Regions from separate parts of the Homo sapiens genome. Here regions 1, 2, 3, 5, 6 and 7 are each linked to region 4. Evidence: chromatin contacts called from ENCODE Hi-C or POLR2A ChIA-PET data. All regions are on one chromosome and are shown on one strand. Each heading gives the region's core, a stretch centred on a gene start or an enhancer-like site at or near the end of the contact. The rest is flanking DNA. Distances are from core to core; before and after follow the strand shown. Region 1 holds the start of FER (FER tyrosine kinase). Region 2 holds the start of CAST (calpastatin). Region 3 holds the start of RIOK2 (RIO kinase 2). Region 4 holds the start of MACIR (macrophage immunometabolism regulator). Region 5 holds the start of MAN2A1 (mannosidase alpha class 2A member 1). Region 6 holds the start of GPR150 (G protein-coupled receptor 150). Region 7 holds the start of KIAA0825.

What was found. A loop is a pair of places that touch in the nucleus more often than their neighbours do. ChIA-PET counts read pairs that join two places held with the same protein, here RNA polymerase II (POLR2A). Pooled maps may share reads with other maps.
Region 1: a map of naive thymus-derived CD4-positive, alpha-beta T cell shows a loop between it and region 4 (14-fold over the local background). The contact joins the promoter of FER here to the promoter of MACIR in region 4. A Hi-C loop is called at or near these places in 1 of 168 maps with a recorded cell type or tissue (naive thymus-derived CD4-positive, alpha-beta T cell) and 6 of 50 pooled maps. POLR2A ChIA-PET finds 5 or more read pairs at or near these places in 2 of 52 experiments (AG04450 and activated T-cell).
Region 2: a map of CD4-positive, alpha-beta T cell shows a loop between it and region 4 (13-fold over the local background). The contact joins the promoter of CAST here to the promoter of MACIR in region 4. A Hi-C loop is called at or near these places in 3 of 168 maps with a recorded cell type or tissue (CD4-positive, alpha-beta T cell and naive thymus-derived CD4-positive, alpha-beta T cell) and 9 of 50 pooled maps. POLR2A ChIA-PET finds 5 or more read pairs at or near these places in 1 of 52 experiments (HEK293).
Region 3: a map of B cell shows a loop between it and region 4 (20-fold over the local background). The contact joins the promoter of RIOK2 here to the promoter of MACIR in region 4. A Hi-C loop is called at or near these places in 4 of 168 maps with a recorded cell type or tissue (B cell, CD8-positive, alpha-beta T cell and naive thymus-derived CD4-positive, alpha-beta T cell), 1 of 37 single-sample maps with no recorded cell type and 10 of 50 pooled maps.
Region 5: a loop to region 4 is called in a map of B cell, with 28 times the contacts of the local background. The contact joins the promoter of MAN2A1 here to the promoter of MACIR in region 4. A Hi-C loop is called at or near these places in 1 of 168 maps with a recorded cell type or tissue (B cell) and 6 of 50 pooled maps. POLR2A ChIA-PET finds 5 or more read pairs at or near these places in 2 of 52 experiments (B cell and OCI-LY7).
Region 6: a map of CD4-positive, alpha-beta memory T cell shows a loop between it and region 4 (9-fold over the local background). The contact joins the promoter of GPR150 here to the promoter of MACIR in region 4. A Hi-C loop is called at or near these places in 2 of 168 maps with a recorded cell type or tissue (CD4-positive, alpha-beta memory T cell and naive thymus-derived CD4-positive, alpha-beta T cell) and 4 of 50 pooled maps.
Region 7: a loop to region 4 is called in a map of B cell, with 23 times the contacts of the local background. The contact joins the promoter of KIAA0825 here to the promoter of MACIR in region 4. A Hi-C loop is called at or near these places in 2 of 168 maps with a recorded cell type or tissue (B cell and naive thymus-derived CD4-positive, alpha-beta T cell) and 8 of 50 pooled maps.

Annotation. Positions count from the first base shown.
Region 1 is chr5:108,746,118-108,749,518 of GRCh38, reverse strand. FER (FER tyrosine kinase) reads right to left here and starts at 1,622. Exons shown (of 20, transcript NM_005246.4): 1 at 1,519-1,622. RefSeq lists silencers at 76-485, 616-675, 756-855.
Region 2 is chr5:96,661,126-96,663,825 of GRCh38, reverse strand. It overlaps CAST (calpastatin), which reads right to left and starts at 1,450. Exons shown (of 32, transcript NM_001750.7): 1 at 1,329-1,450. The coding sequence starts at 1,403. RefSeq lists silencers at 674-953, 1,144-1,733 and an enhancer at 1,296-1,797.
Region 3 is chr5:97,181,487-97,184,496 of GRCh38, reverse strand. It overlaps RIOK2 (RIO kinase 2), which reads left to right and starts at 1,250. Exons shown (of 10, transcript NM_018343.3): 1 at 1,250-1,371. The coding sequence starts at 1,306.
Region 4 is chr5:103,256,833-103,260,042 of GRCh38, reverse strand. It overlaps MACIR (macrophage immunometabolism regulator), which reads right to left and starts at 1,280. Exons shown (of 3, transcript NM_033211.4): 1 at 1,147-1,280. RefSeq lists silencers at 520-899, 1,110-1,619.
Region 5 is chr5:109,687,891-109,691,176 of GRCh38, reverse strand. It overlaps MAN2A1 (mannosidase alpha class 2A member 1), which reads right to left and starts at 1,250. Exons shown (of 22, transcript NM_002372.4): 1 at 625-1,250. The coding sequence starts at 759. It overlaps MAN2A1-DT (MAN2A1 divergent transcript), which reads left to right and starts at 78. Exons shown (of 1, transcript NR_186543.1): 1 at 78-3,286. RefSeq lists silencers at 387-486, 897-1,106, 1,137-1,656, 1,667-1,956 and enhancers at 2,067-2,166, 1,926-2,594.
Region 6 is chr5:95,618,677-95,621,627 of GRCh38, reverse strand. It overlaps GPR150 (G protein-coupled receptor 150), which reads right to left and starts at 1,541. Exons shown (of 1, transcript NM_199243.3): 1 at 1-1,541. The coding sequence starts at 1,352. The coding sequence ends at 48. RefSeq lists enhancers at 1-173, 1,370-1,985 and silencers at 191-640, 349-643, 661-710, 801-1,200.
Region 7 is chr5:94,616,871-94,620,204 of GRCh38, reverse strand. KIAA0825 reads left to right here and starts at 1,601. Exons shown (of 21, transcript NM_001145678.3): 1 at 1,601-1,705. It overlaps SLF1 (SMC5/6 complex localization factor 1), which reads right to left and starts at 1,536. Exons shown (of 21, transcript NM_032290.4): 1 at 1,440-1,536. RefSeq lists enhancers at 815-924, 1,315-1,494, 1,805-1,984, 1,723-2,587.

The sequences.
Region 1 (3,401 bases), core at 373-2,872, 5.5 Mb before region 4:
GGGTTGAGAATGCCCCCGTAGCGGGACGGCGGCGCCCAGATGAGTGCCGCCGAGAAAAGGGGTGAGGGTACAGGCAAGATTGGGTGGTGCCCACAGTCCCCCCACCACCCCGCCTCACGCCCATCAGCCCCCAGACCCCGCGACGGGGCGGAGCCACTACGCCCGCCACAGCCCTTTCGCGCCGGCACCCGCCCCCTCAGCCTTCGGGTCCCGGGATGGTGGGAGGGGCGGCCCTCGTGGGGCTGGGTGTGTAGCCCGGCCCAAGCCCCAACCAGGAATGCTCTGCTGCGGGCGGGAGGATGAGCGGATGACCCTGCAGCCAGGGACGGGGGTTGGGGGGGGCGCTGGCTGAGGGCGGAGGAAGAGCCTCGGCACAGCCCCCAACGCCCTGGCCGAATCCCGGGCGCCCCTCTGCGGGCAGGCATTGTTGCCCCCGCTCTAGGCTTGCCTTCCCTCCTCTTCCCCCCTCCCCCCGCGTTGCCCCGGGCAACAGCGCCTACCGCCGGCGGCGCGAAACGCACCTACCTAGAACCTGACAAGCCCGAACCCCTCAGACTCCGGAGCCAGTCACCACCCCGCGTCACGGGGGCTGCCACAGCCAATAGGCGCCACTGTCACGAACCTCTGCAACCAATCCCGCTGCACTCCGGTCTCCGGGCACCCTCGAGGCCTCAGCCAATGGGCAAGAGCGGAAGGCGGGCGCAGCCGCCCGGCCCTCAGCCCCCTCCTCCACTACCTCCCAGGAGGCGGGGAGCGGCCGATTGGCCCGGTCCCCGAAGGGGCAGGACTTGGGCCCTAGGCTGGGTGGGCGCACGCTTAGCCCAAGCTGCGGGCCCTGGGAGTGGAGACGCGGAGCTGCGGTCGCCGCTTTCTGGGCTCGCTCACCAGCCCGGGTGGAGTCCCGAGGTCTGCGCGTTTGTGCCGCTCTCCCCGCCTCGGTAACCTGCTCCTCCCTAGCGGGTGTCCTGGGCTGCCGTGGTGAGATGGGGCCGGAGACGGACGAAGGCCTCACAGGAAACTTTGGGAGGCTCGCCTGGCCGCGGCCGGGAAGTGGCCGGACCGGCGATGATAAGCTGAGGCCGCCTGGAAGGGACTACTCGGCGGGTCGGCAGCCGGAAAGGAATTCGGAGAGTGGGGGCGGAGGCGTGATTAAAATGTTAAGTGTGCCCGGAGGGCGCTGGGCGATCCCTGGAGCTGAAATCTCCGGGAAGGGAAGCTGCTTTAGGGCCGCGAGGCCCCCACCCCTAAAATAGGCACTTTTCAGCCTCAGAATTGGTCACTTTTTCCTGTACGTTCCCACGTTTTACTTGTATCTGTTATTAACGTGGATTGCTTTAGAATGGTTTTCAGCAACTCCAGTTTACTCTGAGTCCCTTAAGGACGGGAACTGTCTTTCAATCCTGTACTCCCAGTGCCTGAGCCTGCCTAAAAATGTTAGAAACTCAATGCTGGAATTGTAATGGATGTTTAAAAGCATACAGCAGGTCCTGGGAGTGGCCCCCTATAATAAATTCTTACCTCTTCGGGAGTCTAGAATGCGTGGAGAACCCAAACGGGTCTGCTCTTCAGTGATGGCCGTTTCTGAAGCGTCCTTCACCAAAAGAATTTGGTGAAAAATGAGTAATGTGAACTACAAGATTATTACTAGGTGATCAGTAACAGTAGGATAGGTATGCGTCATTATTCGAGGGTGTGACCCTCCCATGTTCCTGTAGTAGACTTTTTAAGGCGGTGTTATCTTTTGCATTGGTTGAACCACATAGCGTCAATCCGGTATTTCCCCTCCCTCTCAAAAACTGAGTTACATAGGAGCCAAAGAAGAGTGGTGAATATTTTCTCTAAGCAGGGTTATTTATTTAACCGTAGAGAACAGCCCTACACATAAAAAAACATAAATCTTAAGTTGGACTTTTTTTAAGTCTACTGTTTTAAAGCTAAATAAACAAAAACCAACATAAAAATTTTAAATAAGAGGCTTAATTCTCCCTATTGAAAATGGAGGATGAGATTTCCCGTCCCTTTCTCTCCGAGCATTTGTCTTAGAAAACTTAAGTACTTTCTTAATTGTTAAGTACTTTCTCAACTCTTTGAAATGTGTATAAATCCACTTGAGGACTAGATAGGTCTTGTCAACTGTATGCTCAGTCAGGAATGTCTCTGGACCTTTTTTTTTTTTTTTTTTTTGAAATGCTGCACATATCAACGGAGTAGCATCCTTCCCTATCTCCCAGTTTCTGTGAGAGAGTAGGAGCGTAACTTCGGTGAGCAACTTGCTCCGTGTTGCAAAACTACCTTCCGTCATAAAGACAGGAGAAGTTTGTTTTTCCTCTGGATAAAACCAATTAACTAACACAGATGGTCACCCCAATTATTAAGTAAAGTTAATGTCACAAATGTCAGGTCCTCTTACTTGAGGACTAGTTATTGTTCAACTTGAAAACGTGTATGTAATGGGTCGTATATACTTGGCTATACAAAAGGGCAAGATTTCTGTCTTTGCAATCTCTTAGCAAATTGCCTGTGATGTGTATCACAGTCTCGTTTAATGCTTATTCAGTAATAAAAGTGTTTTGTCTACTAACGTTTGTGGAGAGGATTTCTGGGTTGGGAGATTTTGGTTTTTAATTATATTTTTCCAACAATGCCTATACCCAGAATGTTGGGATGACAAAGTTAAGGAAAGTAGTTACTTCGGAGTTTTTAAATTGTTCTCTAAAATGATGGTTAATGTTTCATATGTATTTCATAGTGATTGTTAAATGCACAAACTGTGGTTCTGTGAGTAAACTTCTTAAAATAGAAGTTAATTTTCTGTGAACATCAAATGTTATAGTATATGTAATGTCAATAAGAATGAAATGAATGAAAATTTGGTTAGGTAAGGCCAAAATACAACTTTGGAGACTGCTTCATGACTGAATACCTTTCCCAAGAACCTTAGAATTTCTCCATTTATACAAAGGGAATCAAAATGTAGAAAGATGTGGTTGGTGAATACGTTATTACATATTTGCAGAAAGTAGCTTTCAATAAAGATATGGTAGAAATAGAGCTGTTTGATACACAACATGTGTGTTTGTGTTAAGGAACCCAAATCTAGAAAAATCAGCAAGAATCTTTCCATATCTACAATTGTTCTCTGAGTTCTCACCTATTCATTCCAAAACCTTAAAAGCTGTCTACCATATGCCAGTCATTGTGCTAGGAAATGCAGTTGTGAAAGAATATACTTGAAGTAAATGAATGTGGCAAAAATCTATGCTGCATTTTTGAAGCATACAAAAATATATAGCAAATCCAGTTTCACATTTTTTTCCTCTGTTGGAATTATCACATTGCATTGCAACACATTTAATAAACACTGTGTGTCACCTTAGTATATATTCCATGTTCTCAAATAC
Region 2 (2,700 bases), core at 201-2,700, 6.6 Mb after region 4:
GAATGTTCTTGTCCCTCATCCAAAGTAATAAAGTGCAGAGAAGCTCGCTTTTGTGCGCGCTGTCTCTCTCTCCCTCCCTCTCTCACTTTCTCGCTTTCTTTCCTCCACCCCTCCACCGCTCTCTCCAAGGGTCTTGGTCTCAGATCTCAGTTGCTTCTGCCCCTTGATGTTTGGGATTTTCTCCTTGCCTCACATTGCAGCTGCCTCTCCTTTGCGTCGGCGAATGTACGTCCAACAATCGCCCTCTAAAAGTTTTGAACTTTACTTAGGGGTTAAAAAAGAACTCTAGATCAAAGCTCTTGCGAGCTGCGTCCTAGTGCATTCAGGAATCCACCTCCTAGACAGAATTCCTCCAGCAACAATTCCAGTTCCATCCCACTTGTGAGCGCCAGCAGAGCATAGTGCTTGACATCGGGGCGAGAGAGGTGCATGCGCCGCGCACGCTCGGGCGCGCTCATACATACCACAAGAGGGTGAGTCCCCTGCCTCTCCCCGAGCCTAACCTGAAGGTCTGCGAGGAGGTCGCACCCGGTCCGCACCCCTTCCCCGCCAAACCCCGGACAACGCTTCATCCGCACGCCCAGAAGGGCAAAGCAAACACACTCCCTTCCAACACACTCCCTTCCGGGTCCTGCCCAGGCACAACCGCTCCTATTTACCGTCTTGTACCACCAGCTGGCGAATGCCATGGCAACAACCGGCTGGCTCCGATCCGCACGGCGGGGGAGCCGGCGAGGGCGCGGGGTGTTGCGTTGGAGGCGCCGGGCTCACACTCCGCTTGGCCGGGACCGGGCTGGCACTGAGCTCCGCACATCCCAAGGCGGCTGCCAGGTGGGCAGAACCCTGGGGGTGGGGCCCGGCGCAGGCCCCGCCCCTCCTCGCCCGCCCAATTTGGCTCGAGGCTGGTTAGGGAAGAGGCTCTGCGTCTCCAGGCAGCCACGCCCTGCGGCCCGGCCTTAGCGCGGAAGACTACATCCCGCTGTCCAGTGAAACCACCCCACTCACTCGGGGGTCCTGAGTGAACCTCATTCCCCGTTCATCCTCATCCTCATTCACCCACGTCTTACCAGCCAACTTTTCTTGACGCGTCCCCCCCTCCACTCTACCCGGCCAACGCCACGCCCAGCGCACTGGACCCGGCCGGGGAACCGAAGCCACCTGCAGCCACCTGCCTGGCAGCGGCCAAGCCCCTAGCCCTCTCCCTGCCCCGCGGGGGCGCCGGGGACTGCAGACCCGCCAGCCTGGCAACGCCCAGGGAGGGCGGCCACAGCTCCGGGACCCGGTACCCCATCGCCCAGCCCCGCGACGCCGACAGGAGCGCCACTCACCTCATGGGTGCGGCGGGCGGCGGCTGCTCGCCGGGGCCGCGGGGAGGCGGCGGGCTTCTGGCCGGGCTGGGACATGGCGAGGCCGCTGCGGCCGCTGCCTCCCGGAATGCGCCGCGGAGAGTGGCGGGGAGGCCTGGCGGGGAGTCCTGCCAGGGAGAGAGGGAGGGAGGGAGGGAGCGGAGGGCCCGGGAGCGGGCGATGAAACAGCTTTTCCGACCCCACCCCAGGTCTGCGCCGGGGTTCCCCTAGCCCCGATGGGCCCTCCCCTTCCTGCCCGCGGAGGGACCCGGGCTCCTGCCCTGTAACTTAACACCCTCCGCCCCGGTCCTCACCCGGTGACCCGCCCCGGCCCCAGCACTGCTCTGGTCCCGGTTGGTCAGAAAGAAGGGGTTGGAGGTTGCAGCGTTCCTCCTTCGATGCCCAGATCTAGCTTGCAGTTGTGCAACGAGAGAGCGGGACCCGGGCGTGGCCAGTCTACGCTTCGACCCTCCTCCCAACAATCCGGAGAAGTAGATACTCTTTCTACATTCTGCTCCGCTTTAGCTGCGAGAGTTTACCAACTCAAATCTGGCCCAAGCCTGGACAGTCTAGATAAGGAAGCGGATCACAAAAACAAATTGGTCTGTGTGTGTGTGCGTGCGTGCACGCGCCTGTGTATGTTTTATATGATTTTACTTTGTTTTTTGGCAGTTTCGAATTTTAATAAACTTTTATGGGGAGGAGAACATAGGTTCCAATGCAAAACGGAGAACAGTCCCAAATTTAAACCCTTATAGTCTTTCTAGAGTCTGGCGAGTTTTGTTTCTGAAGCTAGATTGCTTTCTTCTTGGGCTCATCTTAAACAGCGCTTCCTGGTTTGGGGCTGGAAGTGAAATTTAACAAGCCCTACGTGCTTATGTGAGAAACTGTCAGCCTGCAGTTGCTGCTGGTTCACAATCAGGCCTGACAGAAAACCTGTTTGTTACCCTGCAGTAGCATCATCATTCTGGGACTTGGGGTCACCGCTTTCTGCAGCGTTGGGGTTTAGACAGTTGAAGAGAGAGAAGGCAGAGCCTTTTTTTTTTTTTTTTTTTTTTTTCTGGAGAGGCAGTTTCGCTCTGTCTGGAGTGCAGTGGCGCGATCTCTGCTCGCTGCAATCTCCGCCTCCCAGGTTCAAGCGATTCTCCTGCCTCAGTCTCCTAAGTACTTGGGACTACAGGCGCGTTGTCACACCCAGCTTTTTTTTTTTTTTTTTTTTTTTAATGGTAGAGACGGGGTTTCACCACGTTGGTCAGACTGGTCTCGAACAACACCTGACCTCAAGTGATCTGCCCAGTGCTGCCTCCCAAAGTGCTAGGATTACAGGCGTGAGCCACTACAGCCGGCCAGAAGG
Region 3 (3,010 bases), core at 1-2,500, 6.1 Mb after region 4:
ATACTTGTAACAAAATTTCTCACGTACCCCATAAATTTGTACAAATAAAGTTAGTCACTTGGTTTTTTTAAAAACTTTTCGCCCAGGCGCGGTGGCTTATGCCTGTAATCCCAGCACTTTGGGAGACTGAGGGGGGCGGATCACCTGAGGCCAGGAGTTTGAAACCAGTCTGGTCAACAGGGCGAAACCCCATCTCTACTAAAAATAAAAATATTAGCAGGGCGTGGTGGTGTGAGCCTATAATCCCAGCTACTTAGGAGGCTGAGGGAGAAGAATCCCTTGAACCTAGAGGGCAGAGGTTGCAGTGAGCCAAGATCGCGCCCCTGTACTTCAGTCTGGGTGACAGAGCCGGGCTCTGTCTCAAAAATAAAAAAAAAATTCATTTCTATGCCTTCTTATGTAAGTACAGAAAGAAAAATTCCGTTTAAATGGAGATGTTCATTGGTTGAAGATGGTTAATCAAAGACATGCTGCATTCAAGTAAAAAGCAGACAAAGGCTTGAATATCGAGGAGTTGCAGAGCCAGTATGGGTAACTATTCTAAAATCCTTAAATCGCTCCTGGGCCCTCGAAGTCCTACCCGCGTAGGTCAGCCCGAACTATCAAAATCCCCACTTCCTCTGGAGGTAAGGACGTCCGCCGCGCTCTCCACGTGTCACCTTAAACTCCCACCCCAACCAGCGCAGGCGCACTTCGAAGCCTCCTAGACCAACCTAAGAGAAGTACTGAGCAAGCGCATGAGTTCCATTAACCACGCCCTCCGGAGCTGCCGGAGCAGGCGCAATTAGGAGTAGAGGGCGTGCTTGTGTGATTACAGTCCACTTTACCTTTAACAGATTTGGTTGTCTGGACTCTAGCTCAGGTTCTTTTACCCCTGTCTTGTTGGAAGTCACTTTGCCTAGAGTAGAAGTTGTTTGCGGGAAAAATTTGCTCCTCCCATTAAGTAACCACTTTGCTCTCTGAGGCGGAACGTGTCATTGAGGCAGCAAGTCCTGACAGATATGGAAAAAAAAAGGCACATTGTAGAGAATATCTACACTCCGCCAACTCAGTCACAACGCAAAAATTACACAAAAATAAAACGTTCACTTGTTACATACTATGTGTTTCATAAGACATACAAGTAGTTTTATTTTCCTATATCAATGAGAACAGCACTTCTAACTATTAACAAGGACCTATACTAAGACGCAGCGCGTGCGCGAGCCATCTGGCGCTGTAAAGCGCTTAGAGGCTGGAATAACGACCTGCCTTACGCTTTGCGGCTGTCGTCGGAGAGGCATCTGGGTTCGGACTGGGGCCGCCATGGGGAAAGTGAATGTGGCCAAGTTGCGTTACATGAGCCGAGATGACTTCAGGGTCTTGACCGCGGTAAGAAACCCGCCGTTCCTGTTCTCCCTTCCCCTTAACACTGTGTGACCTCTTCCTGTTCCTGCAAGTTTTCTGGGATCTGAGCAGGCACACTCTGGGACCCGGGACGTGGCAGAAGCTGGGAATGGAGAAGAGAGCATTCAGAAAGTCGGATTTTTAAAAAGGTTTTGTTTGGGAGCTTACCTTCCCCCAGATAGAGCAAAGGTCCCGTCTTCTAATAATTGTTTTCTTTTCTGCTGCTATTCGCTTTGCGCTGAAGAGAAACGCTTGCATCTCTGTGGCCTGGAAACTTCTCTGATCCTGAGCTTCCGACCAGCTGTGAAAGGTTTAAGCCCCCCCCCCCCCCCGAGATTTGATAATATTGACTTCCCTACTAACAGACTCAGTCGCATAGCAGTCTTTCTGATTCATTCAGTCAACACATATTTGTCGGTTTTTTAGTAGCAACATTAGGAGGTTCACTTGTTCAAACAGACAAGTGGAGAGAGAGACACAGATCATCAAGTAAACGAAAAATAGGATAATGGATAAATGCTATGAAAATGATAAAGGATAATGGCATAGAAAGTATATGTATCTGGTGGAGAGGAGGGGCACAAGTTATTGGCCTTTGGTAGACAATCAATAAATATTCACTAAATGAAAGAATGAATGGGGGAATAATAGGAGCTGTGTGAGAAAGAGACAGCCCAGTGAAGTCCTTGGAAAGAGTTGGAGGCAGAGGAAACAGCAGTAGTAAGTGCAAAGGCCTTGAGACAGAAAAGTCTTTGAAGAGAGGAAAGGCCAATGTAATGTGGCTGGAGCAAAGTGAGATGCACACTAATGGTTGGAGATGTAGCGGAAAAGGTGAGAAATTATGTACTACAGAGCCTTGGAGGTTTGGTAAAGAATGTGGGGGTAACCACTAAATGTTTTTAATCAGGGGAGTAACAAAATCTGATTTTATGGCCTCAGTCTTATGGCACAGAAATTAATATATAGATCAAGACATTTGTACATTTATTTAGGAGCCGTTATCTTTTGGTAAGGAGTGAACCCCATGATAAGGACTACCTATATTGTGTAATTATGTAATAGGATATGCGATGTGAGTCACACTGGTTCTTGCATTATGTTAAGGCTTCAAGTTTTGGATTTTTAAAATTAATCTTAAATAGCGCTTAAGTATTAAACTATCAAATGCAAAATCAGTGTGAAATTTGGAAGACAATGTTTACTTTGCCTCTCATGTAGATTCTTCTAATCAGCTGGACTTTCTCTATGAAAACCTACTATCACTTCGGAAAGATACCTTCCTTTCCTGCTTTCTCAGCACACTCATTCCTTAGTGTCTCTGACAGAAGTAGGGGTCAAAAGTAAGAGTGTTAGAGGACGGGGGAGGCAGAGACAAAGCATGGAAAATAAGTTAAATTTAAAAGTTAAGGTTTTGGTGAGACATCAAAATGATGCCAGATTTATCTTCCAAAACATTGGCGCTGCAATATTTAAATTATTTGTAAAGTTCACCAAGAAATGACTTAGTCATTAAATATGACATTCCGGTCTCAGTTGAATCTCACCAGTGTTGGTACCCTTTCTTGGGCCTCTCTTCCCTTTTACTTCTTTGGCTCCTCCTATATCAATAATCATTGTTTGACTA
Region 4 (3,210 bases), core at 31-2,530:
TGGTTCCACCCAAATCAGTAACCCACTGGGTTGAAAACTGAGGTGGAAGGAGAGGCAGGGAGTCCCTAAGCGTGTGGAACACTAGCAAGGGGAAAAGGACGGGGCCATCATTCCCTTCGCGTTCCCATCTCCTTTCTGGCGGAGACCTGCAGATTCCACCACTAGAGAGAGTTTGGCAGCTTCACAATGGGGCCGCGTTGCTGGAGGTCTGACTGCCACCCGCCTCGAAACCCCTCTCCTCCGCTTCCCACCTGCCCCAAAGTCCACCCGCGACAGGTGGGGCGAGGGTGGCAATGCCCGACATCTGCCGCTTAAGCTTCTGGCTCGGACCGGGCCCCAATCCACACGCGCACACACGGCCACAGCCGGCCAGTCCACCCCCACTGCACCGGCAGACACTCGGAGGGCGCGGGCGGCCTCGCACGCGGGTTGCAACCAGGACGAGGAGGGTCGGCGAGATCAGACCGCCGGGGCTCGCCCTGAGGTGCTATCTGACCCGGGCAGTCGCACCCTGAGCGCGGCCGGGCACGCAGCCAAAGGTGCCGCCGGCCGGGGAAAGCTACTTCTCAAAGGGGCCTCCAGGCCCGCTGCCCCGCGGTGCGGGAACAGCGGCCAAGGGAGGGAGCGAGCGAGCGTGCGCGCCAACGCGCCCCGACTTCCGCACCGCGGCACCGCGGGAGAGGCGCTCCGGGTCGCCGAGTCCCCGCACCTCCCCAGCGAGCGCACGACGCGCGCACACGGGGGCGCACGCCCCCGCACACTCACACGCGCTGCACACTCACGGCGTCTGCGGCCCCACCCCTGTGCCAGGGAACCGCAAGCTCCCCGCACCCCGCGCGGGCCCCACCCAGTTTACCAGACCCCAGTCCCCTTCGGGTGCCTGGGAACCGGTCCACCAAGGCCAAGGGACGCTGGGGCCGCCCCGCCGCCCATCGCAGAAGCTGGTCCGGCCGGGTTTCCCCAGCACCGCGGGCATCGTGCGCCCGGCCCAGACACGAGGCGGAGAGGAAGGGGCGGCGCCGCGATTAGGGCTGGCACTGGGGATCGGAGCCTGGGGCAAACCCACTCCCCCAAGCCCCCCATAACCACCACCTTTTCTGCAGCACAAAAGGTTACAGACGGAGCCGTCGTCCCCGTGCAACCTACCGATGGCCCAGGGCTCCGCTGCCTCCGCCGTGCCCGGGGCTGCGGAGCGGGAGACAGGGGCGGGAGAGGCGCAGGACTGCGGCGCCGAGATCCAGGCAGAGGCCGCCAGCCGAGCCAGCCGGGTACCCTCTCCTCTCCCACCGCGCTCGGCGCCAGCTACCGCCCTGCTTAGTCCCCGCCCCCTCCTCCGCCTCCTCCTCCGCCTCCTCCTCCGCCCGCCTTCCCGCCTCCTCCCTCTGGCTGCAGAGGCGCAGCCCGTCAGCGCTGAGCCCGCCTCCTGCGCCCAGCTCTCAGACACCCGGAGGAAGGGCGGGCCGGCTGGCTGCAGAAAGGCGCTAAGAGGCCAGAAGAAGTTGGCGGGGGTGGGCGGGGTTGTTGACTGGTGGTGGGGAGGAGGAGTCGCAACACCCGCTCTCTAGTCTAAACCCAGCACTCCAACTAAAGAGCTCCAACTTGCGGACCTGGGAACACTCCGGCTTCCTCAGTTAAGTGGTGTGCTGATATTTGTCACTTGTGAGTCTCTGCTTAAAGGGCTCAGCACTAAGCAAAAGTACAGAAAACTAGAAGGCCATGAAATTAAAAATTATAGGATCAGTCTACGAAAACTCGTAATACCCAGTGAAGGTGGCGGGGTGGGGCGGGGGGGGGAGTTCAAATTCAGATTCTGATTGGATTAACTATTTTTTAATTTGCACAAATGTTGATCTTGTCTATTATTGTAATAAATTATTTTCTTTGATGAAGATTTGCTTCTCTCAATTCATGTACATTTCTGCCGAACTGGTTAAGCTCAGCAATAAGAATATTTACTGGCATGCATATCCAAATTTACATCTCTCAATAACCATTCTGTGAGGAAGTAACCAATTATGATCCACATTTTAAAAATGCAGAAAGTTTAGGTCATATGCCTACTGAGTGGCTAAGGCTGAATGTGTACGCAGTCGGTGAACCCCAAAATTGTTTATAAGTGTTATAAATTTCGGTACCAGTGTCCAATCAAGAGAGTTTTATTTTTTAAAAGACAAAATGCTTTATCTTAACATAAAAGACATAAATCTGGAGTAGATTAATATAAGTTTAAACGAGTCTTGATTCACACTTGTTCCAGAATCTACATATGTTCCTGATAATATAAAGGCAAAAAATATATAAACACCTCTAGTCCAACAGAACCACTCCCGGAGGCCGCTCAGCTATAAGCCATTTTATGCTACTGCTTATGTGCCCTAAAATAAGTAAAGGAAGGTAGAGGGAAGAATAAGTTTTAAGGAATGTTCCCTAAACAATTTTACAAAACATCAGTTACTTTTTTTCCCGACATAGATTTGCATGTAATTTCAAAAATATAGAAGCTAGCACAACATAATATGAATAAATAAATGAAGAAACTTTTTTTGCATCAGTACATTAGGAGAATACACCGAGAATTATTTCCGATTATAATCTGTTTGACACAATAGTGTATTGTCCTGATGATCATTCTCATAAAACCACCTCCAAAACATTGTATATTTTATATTAAGAGACTTAATTTCATTTCTTCCTGTCTGAAATCTTATAACTTTTTCAGAAGAATGTCTTGTACTTGCCCTTTGCGCTGAGAGTTTGGCAGTGTGCTTTGGCCAAAAGCAATAAAGTTCCCCTCTTAGTTTATTAGGCTCAAGGCTAGCTCTCTTGAGGGCATTGTCTCCAAATTGCCTCCCTCCCTGGGTGGTGTTCTATGCTCCCATCCTAACCCTGAATCTTCACCCAATCAGAACCTAAGTCAGTTCTTGAGTGTCACAAAGAACACCTAATAAACCAATTCACCATGCAGTAATGGTTGATAATAGCTTTATGTGTGGCTCCATCAAGGATATGTTTATGCCACCTAGAGATACTGACTGGGTATTGTCTTCACTCGGATTGGATGTGGGTTGCAAGTGCCGTGGCTGAGGGGCATATAAGAGGTGCAAGTTAATGCAGAATCCCTTCCCAGAGCTTTTTAGTGTTTTAGGAAGATCTCTTCAACCTATAAAGAAAAATGGCATTCATATAAAGGGTTAGGCCCAAATGTAGAAT
Region 5 (3,286 bases), core at 1-2,500, 6.4 Mb before region 4:
GCGCTTCCCCACTCGGTTCCCCCTGTCTGCCACAAACAAACCAGATGTAATAGCTGAAGAATGACGACACTAAAATCAACCTAGAGATTCACATCTAAAAGGGCCGCAACACGAAATAAACTTCTCTCTCTTCAGAGGCAGCGGGGAAGAAAAAGAAAAAAAAGCCTAGGTGGGTTCGGTTTGATCCATTTCCGCGACTCCGTGCGCTCAGGGGCTCTGGGCTGGTGCGGGCGGCTTAACCCTGTGAGAGCCGAGAACGACCCCACCGGGATACGCGGGCCCCGGGCTGGCGGGGGGTGCCTCACGCCGCGCCCGTTCCCCCGCCAGCAGGTGCCCGAAGCCACCCCAACAGGCCGGGTGCGAATGCCGGAACATGGCCACTTTCCTGAGCGGGATGATGCCGCCGCCGCCGCCGCACGCCGCCCAGCACTTTGTTAACTTGGCGCGCCCGGGCGAGGTGGCTCCCAGGAGGTGATCATTGCCGTCCGAGAGCTACAGAGCCCCTGGCCTCGCCCAGCACGGGTGTGGGGCCGCGGCGGGAGGAAGAGGTTGGGTAGCAGCCGCTAACCAGGGGCCCGCACGCCTGGCCCCTCGGAGCCCCGCGCCCCCTTCCCAGGTGCTTACCTGAGGGAAGGAGCCCTCGCGGCGCGGGTTCCTGGGGTAGTCTAAGTGACCCCGGTCCAGCATCAGGTAGAGCGAGAAAATCACCACACAGAAGATCGCACTGCCGAACACGGTGAACTGGCGGCTTAACTTCATTTTCCTCGATAGACTCGGGGCCAGGACACTCTCCTCAGCCAAAGGAGACAGCGCACTGTGGACTCTAGGAAGCAGCCGCCGGAGGCTCCCTTCTCCCGGGCTGCGCGACCTCCGCGCTCTCGGATGCGGGTGCGAGTCCCCGCCTTGCTCCGCACCTAGTCTCCGGCGCCACCACACGCCCTTGGCCTTCGCCCTGGCCTGCCGCCCTCCCCGGGGTCGGGCGCCCCTCTCGAGGCGAGACTCGCCGGCAACTGGGAAGGGGGGCCCCCACAAACTTGATCGCAAGCTCAGCGCCGACCTCCGGCAGGGCGCGCGGGGCAGGCGGAGGAGAGGTCGCTGCCCGCACTTCCTGCCACCGCCGCCCCAACTGAGTCGGCAGGAAAAGTTTTCTCGACGAGGGCAGGCGTGTCCTCCTCACCCAGGGGAGGCGCGGGTTCGGCAGCTCCCGGGCCGGGGCCGCGCAGCTAGGTCAGAGAAGCGGAGGGGAAAGGAACAAGATCGCGAGGAGCCAAGCCCTACAACTTCTGGGCGGGACGGTCGGGCCCGCCCCCGCGGCACCGGCACCGCCCCCGCCTACCCCGACTGAGCCCCTTCGTGCTGCTGCCGCCGCCGCCGCCGACGCTGCGGCTGGGCCGATGTGCACCCCGGACTCCGGGGCTCACGGATTGATGAGTTTCCTCAGAGCTAGCGTCCGCTCGCCAGACTCTCCCGCCCCCCGCCGCCCCTACCTTCCCCCTCCCGGACCCAGGCTCCGCGGGGAGGCGCAGGGGGCGGGCGGCGGCAACGCGGAAAGAAGGAAAAGGAGAGCAGGGAGGAAAGGACCGTCCCCGGAGAGAAGCCCGCTCCAGCTGCAGCCGCTAGCCCCCTCCCTCTTTCCCGCCCCACAAACGCGGAGATGGCGGCGGAAGCGGCGAAAGGAAGCGCCGGTTCTCCAGCGCCACTTGGCGCTCCAGCACCGCCCGCCACGAGCAGGAGGAGACAGCGGCGGCGCAGCAGCCGCTGGGTCAATAGGCGCCCGCAGCGCCTGAGCCGAGCGGGCGGCTGGCCCCGCCCCCTCCCGACGCTCCGAGATGAGGGGGCGGGCCCCACGGCGCCCAATCACAGCGCGTCGCCCGGCGGACCCGCCCCGCGCCTGCCTCCCAGTGTCCCGGCGATAGGAAGACCTCACAGGGCTCTTGTGACCTGGCAGGCAGCTTTCTGGGAGTTGAGGCCTTCGGGGGCGTTCAGGCGCCAGCACCCCCACGTCCAACAGGGGTTGAGCTTACACCCCACTTCCCTTTGTTGCTCAGGTTTCCTATCCTAGGACACTCGGGCCTGGCGTGCCTGGAAGAGTACTTGGTGACGGGCTGGAGGAAATGCAAGAGAAGAGGGCTTGCACATTCTCTTCGGGCTCACTATTTCCTCCTTTGGTGACAGCCTGTTAAAACCTGGGGGAAAGGAGACTGACAAAGGGCCGTCCAGGCACATGTAGAAACATCTGACTACGAAATCCATGAGTGTAATCTGAGAAGTGATGCTTCTGCCAGTTATTGATTTATTGCCTCTCAGCTCCAAATTCGCCCTTTTTGACTGCACTGTAAAAACGGATCTGAGCCTTTTAAACAGTTTTTCGTTTGCCTTCTGGGACTGAAGCTTTATCAGCAGAGGGCGCTGAAGAGACATTACAGAAAAAAAGGATTTTGCTTCCTGATTTCTGTGTATTGATAAGCTTTTGCAGCATACCTGGCTTTCTCCACTGCCAAGGTCCTATAGTGCTCAGTAACTAGCAATTTCCTCTCACATGCCCAACTCTAGGAGCTTTGTAGAGGAGGTGAGACACTACCCCATGAATAACTTCCCTGGCACCCTAGAGGCATTTGCAGCAAGTTGCAGAGGGCACATCTTCCACAAGCTTTGCAGACGTAGCCCAATGGTGACTTCTCTGCCATTCAGTGAGCCAGGTCATGCCCTCTCCAAAAACGTCTAGATCTTAGCCCTGGGAGGAATTGGGGAGGTTCTTCATTGGGCACTCTGTCTCTCAACCCAAGAGTTAGTTATAAGGTTAGCTCCTTATAGCTGCTGTTGCTATATTCTTTAAAGTTCTCTTCTTGCTAGTGAATCCTTCATTACTCTAATCCTCTATTATAGTTAACAATTCTTTTTATTAAGCCTTCCCTGTCCCGGGAGTAGTCCCAAGAAATAGACCTGCAAAGATGGGATTAAAGGTCAGTTTGATTGAGGTTTTGAGCTTTAGCTCCTTGCCAAAGGGAAATGTAATTCATGACATGCTGGGCATCTCAATTAAGCAATTACCTGTGGTTGATCCTGATGAAGTGCCAACTGAAGCCTGTGCCTTGGGGCCCCAAGTGGCTGCTACACTTGACTGCTATGGTTATAAAGATGACTAGAAAGACTGGTGTGGGATGGATTCTTTTGCGTGCTTTTGAGTGGTTATAAAGAGAAATGACAAGCACAGGTTTTTTAACTCTCAGAGTTATGGTATGAGAACCAGAGATATTCTGCAGAATTCCAAAAGCTCTGGTTTATT
Region 6 (2,951 bases), core at 292-2,791, 7.6 Mb after region 4:
GAGGTTGCGCCTTAGCGACAGATGACCCGTCTCTGACCACCAAGCACCTAGAAGGCACTTTCGCAGGAGCAAGGCAGGGGTCTGGGGCGCGGAGGGGGTGGGCGCAAGCCGCCCTCGTCCAGCGGTTCCCGCCGAGCATGGTGATAATGAGGGTGGGGCCAGCGTTGGCGGTAGAGCGCCTGGTGGCCCCGGGGCCCCTCCTCGTCCTCCGCGCCTCCCTGCGGCGCGCAGCACAGAGAGCCCAGCCGCTTCCGCAGCTGTCGCCGGAGCCGGCAGTCGCCCGCCTGGAAGAAGAGGTAGACGAAGGGATTGAGAGCGCTGTTGGCCATCGCCACCACGCGCAGCGCCGCCGACAGGCCCTCTCCCTCCCAGTCTCCCGCGGGCCCGGACGACCACGCGGCCGCCAGCCGGGCGGCAAAGTAGGGCAGCTCGCAGCCCACGAACAGCAGCGCCAGCAGCAGGCTCATCTTCAGGCTCTGCACCTTGGCGCGGGGCAGCGCGCTGGGCGCAGGGGCTCGACCTGGGCTCGCCGACCAGGGCGCTGCAGCCGCGGGGGCCTGCGGCCGGTGCCGCCACCAGACGGAGAGTAGGTGGCCGCAAGCGACGCCCAGGACCGTAACAGGCGCGACGAAGCCCGCGACGGCCTCGTAGAACGCGTAGACCTGCAGGTGCCAGCGCGGCAGGGGCGCGAAGATCCCGTGGCAGCGACGCTCCCCCGGCCAGGCGCGGGCGGCCGGGGGCGCGCCTGGCTGCAGGGACGTTGGCGGCGGCGGCGGCGGCAGCGGCGAGGGGGAGTCCCCGCGCACCACGAAGGCCGGGGGCAGCGCCAGCAGCAGTGCCAGCAGCCAGCCCAGGGCGGCGAGGGCACGCGCGGGCAGCGGCCGGCCGTGCGGAAGACGCACCGCGCGCCGGCGCTCGAGGGCGATGAGCACCACGAGGTGGGCCGAGGCGCCCCGCCCGGATGCCTGCAGCAGCTGCAGGAAGCGGCACGCCAGGTCCCCCGTGGCCGCGCGGGGCTCGCCCAGCAGTTCCCAGGCCAGCTGTGACAGCGCCGTGCCCCCGCACGCGTACAGGTCCGCCAGGGCCAGCTGCACCAGCAGGAAGTCCATCTTGCGACGCTTGGGGCCCGCCCAGGGCCCGCCGCCGCCGCACAGGCGGCACAGCACTGTGGTGTTGCCTGCCACCGCCACCACCAGGATGACCCCCAGGAACACCAGGCGGACGCGGCGGCTGGGCGGCCCAGAGGCAGGGGCTCCTTGCCCCAAGGTCAGGTTGAGACCCCAGCCCAGCAAGATGGGCACGGAAATGTTGGGCGCCGGCGGCAGAATTGAGGGGCTAAAGAGATCCTCCATCCTTGTCCCGGAGGAAGAGGAGGCACCGAAGAGGGCGGGCAGGACGCGGGAAACCAAAGTGGAGGCGAGGCGGCGCGGGGAGCGACGCTGGGTCTATACGAGTTCCCAAAGTTAGTTGAAAAGGCACACGCACAGAGAGGGAGATGGATTCGGGCGGCTTTGCGCTTAGTTGTTTTTGTCGATTGTCCTCGTGATTTGTCACTCAAATGTGGGTTGTACACTCGAGGAACACACATGATTCCTATTCTCCACCTTCCCCGCGTCTTCCCTCCCATTCCCGGCGGGTACTCTTCCAATCTCTGCAGCGGCCCCCGACGCTACCCTCGCGGAAGCCGCGGACCCCTGGGCGCTGAGAACCTCATCCATTCTCTATTTACGTGTAAAGCACAGCAGGACAGAATGTCGCTTTGCTTGGCCATTGTATACGGCCAGTGTTATGCCAGCACCCACACAAGAGAGGACCTCTTGACTGAGATTGTACCACACGCCCCCACCACCCCAATGTGATTGCCAGTAGGAAAAAAATAGAAAAGACATTAGTTTTTATTTTAAAGGTTTGAAATGCCATGGATCTGCACGAGCATGAGAAAAACAGGAACACAAGAAACCTAACAGCGTTTTGAGCAAAGAGGAGACCTATTAGCTGAATTTTGATCAAGATGTGTCTTCTCTGTCCAAGAATGAAAGTATTTTAATTAGAGGGTACTAAAGTCAATGATGTTGCTTTTAGGAGTGGCAGTGTTGCAGATCGTTCCAAATACTAGGAGCAGTGGGTCACAGCTGCTTTCTTGGTGATGTAAAATTCATTTCATTAGTCTGAAGAGGGCATTAATAGGTTTTATGCAAATGGTAGTGCATTTATTGCTTTTCTCCTAATATTTTCATCCAGTGAAGGATGCGTCATCACACTCCTCATTCTCTTGATTCTGTTTTCCAGCAGATGGGAAGTTGCTAGGAGGGGCTACGCCTCCAATAAGCCTAGAGAAAAGGTGACTAAGAAAGTGATAAGGCGGCCAATTTTTTTAAAAAAGAAATCCAAGTCACAGGAAATGGTTTAGATTAAATGTTGCTGCTTTCATTTTAGCCTTGTCTCCTCACAAACACATTTTAGTTTCCCTGTTGGAAGCATCCATTTGTCTTTTTATGCACCCTCCACGTTAATCATGGTGAAAGTAGAATTTCCTGTACTTCCTGGCCTGGGGGCCAGGGAGGTATGAGTGTTGTCTAGGGTTCACATTCCCAATCTGAGGAAACATTTGGAACTTTAAGATTCATGGCCTAGGAAGATTTGGTGGGTTCCATGATAGTCCTGCCAGCTGCTGTAGGAATCCCATTTCCCAAGCTGTTGTCCTTTGGCCAGAAACCTTGGTTATTTTCATCATCATCTCTGTGGTGCCTCGCTCTGGTCTGACAGGTTGTAGTTATCAGTGGGTATGTGTTGAGTTGATGAATTAGTGGATATACGATGCTTTTCAGATACCTTCGAGCATAAATGCCTGCCTTGACTATAAATCCATCACCTAAGAAAAAATTCCTTTTATACTATGCCAGTATTGTCCAGAGGAGCCCAAGGAAGCTCTGTGGAGACATAGGAATAAG
Region 7 (3,334 bases), core at 352-2,851, 8.6 Mb after region 4:
AGTTCCTTTAAATTAAGAATACTCAAGAGTTACCCGGTGGCTCACGCCTGTAATCCCAGCACTTTGGGAGGCCGAGGCGAGCGGAACACTTGAGATCAGGAGTTCGAGACCAGCCTGGACAGCATGGTGAAACCCTGTCTCTATTAAAAATACAAAACATTAGTCGGGCGTGGTGTCGCGCACCTGTAATCCCAGCTACTCGGGAGGCTGAGATAGGAGAATTGCTTGAACCTGGGAGCCGGAGGTTGCAGTGAGCCGATAGGCACTGCACTCCAGCCTGGGCAACAGAGCAAGGCTCTGTCAAAGAAAGAAAGAAAGCAAAGGAAGGAAGGAAAGGTAAGAAAAGAAAATAAAGAAATATACTCTTTAATATAAATTCACCTCATACTAGCAACTTAGGTATTGAACACCTGCAATATACGTAATCAAACTTTCCAATAATGAGAACATCTTGCACATCCACAGGTATTTCCAAGAATTGAGGCACAACGGAATAACATAAACCAAAAAGTCCACAAGGTGCATTGTCTGTCACACATACATTGTAAATTCAGTTCAAATGTTCATTCCCAATATTTCAACAACAACAACAAAATTTTTTAATAAAGTCATTCGTCAAAAAAGAGGCTGGCGCCTCCAAAATCAAGCTCCATCTAACTCCTGAGTCAAATAATGATATGAAGTACCCGAGACGGACCAATTTTTTTTTTGTCAATATTTAATCTGAGGCTTTGGAAGTGGAAGAAATCTTAAAATAGCCACTCAGTCTTGTTTCCAGCCTTCAGGCAGCTGAAATATAAACCCCAGGAACACAGACCCTCCCTTCAGCGAAAAGTGTATGTGTGTATGTTTGTGTTTAAAGGCCTATAGCAGTCAGAGATAGGATCACTGCCGTTTTAGCAGTTTAAAAAAAAAAAATTCTACTAGAGAGGAAAGAATGACACAATTTTCTTCGTCACAGGAAAGTGGGCCTGGGGTATCCCAGCCACCTTCGCAGACGCTAAGTTATGGAAAGCAGCCAAAATTCTGGTATCAGGATGAGGCGTCCCCATGGGTTCTATGGAAACGAGAGACGCGGGGGGCCTAGCGCCTTCCAGGCGGCGGGCCGAGCGGCAGAGCTGCGCAAGCAGAAGCGGGGGAAGTGGCTCAGCCCAGTACTGCAGAGGGGCGCTCGGTGGCAGTCCCCGCAGCGGCACGGGCGAAGCGTCGCGGGGTCTGCAGCTGCAGCCCACCAACTCCGGCGCCGAGCGCGAAGTCGGGAGAGCTGGAACGAACTGCAGCTGGAGAAAGCGCGAGAGCCAGACACCGCTGCCGCTCACCCCAGCCGCTTCCTTCCTAGCCTCACAGCCGGGAGGCAGAAACTTCGGAGGTACCGCCCGGCGAAGAAACATCCCCACAGAGACAGAATACACTGTGTCTTCCTAGCTGAGCCCCTTTACCTTCCCGGTGTCTGGGATGCTTCCTTCGGTGGCAGCGGCGGCAGGGGCGACGACTGCCGCTGCAGCACTCAACTGCTTCACGAATCCGGGCTCTGGGAAACAATTTCCCGCCGCGCGCTAGGCAGCCCCGGAAGCGATAGTACCATTTCCGGGTGGTTGTCAGTGACGCTCCGGAGCCGTCGCCAGGGTGGTAATACCTGGTGCAGAGCTTGAGTCTGGCCAGCGGGTCAGGCTCTTGCTAGATCAGCACCGGAGGTGGAAGACTGGTAAGTGATTTTACTGGGTTTTCTCCTGCGCCTGATATTAATGGCTGGCCGGGGCTCTGTGCAGCATTATGGCCAGCCCGAGAAGTGAGTGGGCGAGGGTGGAACCAGAAGGAGTCCCCATCAAACCCCGTGGCGCTTGACACCCAGTGCAGCTGGAGAAGGCCCTGGGATCCCGGCTTACCGTCTTATCCACTCGCAAAATCTGTCTCCGACTTGGAACTCGACCTCGGGTCACCAAGTGTCCCTGGGCGAGGCCGAAGACACCGTGTACCGTGACTCGGCGTTGTGCCGAGTTTCTCTACCAATGATCAACGAGTTTCCTATCTCCCATTGGCAGCGTTTGGCCACTCTTGATTCCTGAGTACTGTTTCCGTAGTTCTGGGGTGCCGTGCCTGGAAGGCAGGAGGTTGGCTGAAGAAGACATCTTTTACAAACATTTAGGAAGTGAGATGGGGAGGTTCCTTCCTGATTTAGAATTAATTGAAGGTTCCTCCCGCCATTTGAATTGGATGAGAAGAACGGTCTTTGTTTTCATGGCTGAGACATAAGAGAACAAGCTTGTAATTTCATGCTTGGGCATTAGATGCATTTTTGGAAAGCAGTGATCAGTAAGTATGTGTGCTTTCAGAAAGGAATGCTTGCGTTCTGCTCCAGGCTTTGTCGATAATGAAGGATTCAGGAGAATTTTGGATGGAGGTCTGAGGTAGCCAGAATAGTTGTAAAGAGAAATTGCTTCCGACAAAGGGATAATGTGAGGAAAGGTGCTCATTTAAGATTTGAAAGATGTGATGTAGTGAACCTTGGCGACTTCTCTTAAGTAATGCAATTTCTTAGGTAACTAGTTTTCACTTGCCACCTTATATTTAGATAATTACCTCCCCACCAACCCCCGTAAAAGGCAGCTGACTGTTATTTTTTCAAAACAGTCAGTTCCCGAAAGAGTTGTAGGTACTATTGCATTTTTTTTATGGGTATGCTCCTCATACCCATAAAAACATTTTCTTTATCGGAGCATACCGATAAAGAAAAATGCAATATGTTCAATTCAAGGCCCCTGTTAACACCAGGCCAGTGTCTTCTTAACCTTTTGAGAGTAATGCAACAAACCATATTTAGGACAGCACATTGATTTTCTGGCCTTGTTGGTTAATAATTCAACAAACTTATAATCGCCCCATTAATCCCAATCTTGACATTTTGTTGAATCTTGTATTTTTTCTTTATTTCTCCAGTTGAAAGTATTATAAATTACTTCAGGGATATTATGTATTATATCTGTACAGCAACTAGTTTTTAGAGGCAGTGATTTCTCTCTTTGAATTGCTCTTGAATGTAGCCAATCATTAATACTTACCCCAAGTAGATACTGTCTGCCAGGCACTTTACATTTATTATTTTATTTAATGTTTAATAAAAAAAGAAAATCACAAAAATTGTATTATTTCTATTTTGCAAAACATTTTATACTGAGACCCAAAGAGGTTGTGATTTTCCATAAATTATACAATTAAATGGCACAATTAAAATTTGAATCCAGTCTACCTGACTCTAAATTTTGGCTCTTTTTACTGTGCTCTATACCTTTATAAGTAAACATAACAGTATCATTATTTTCACTCCAGGTAAAAA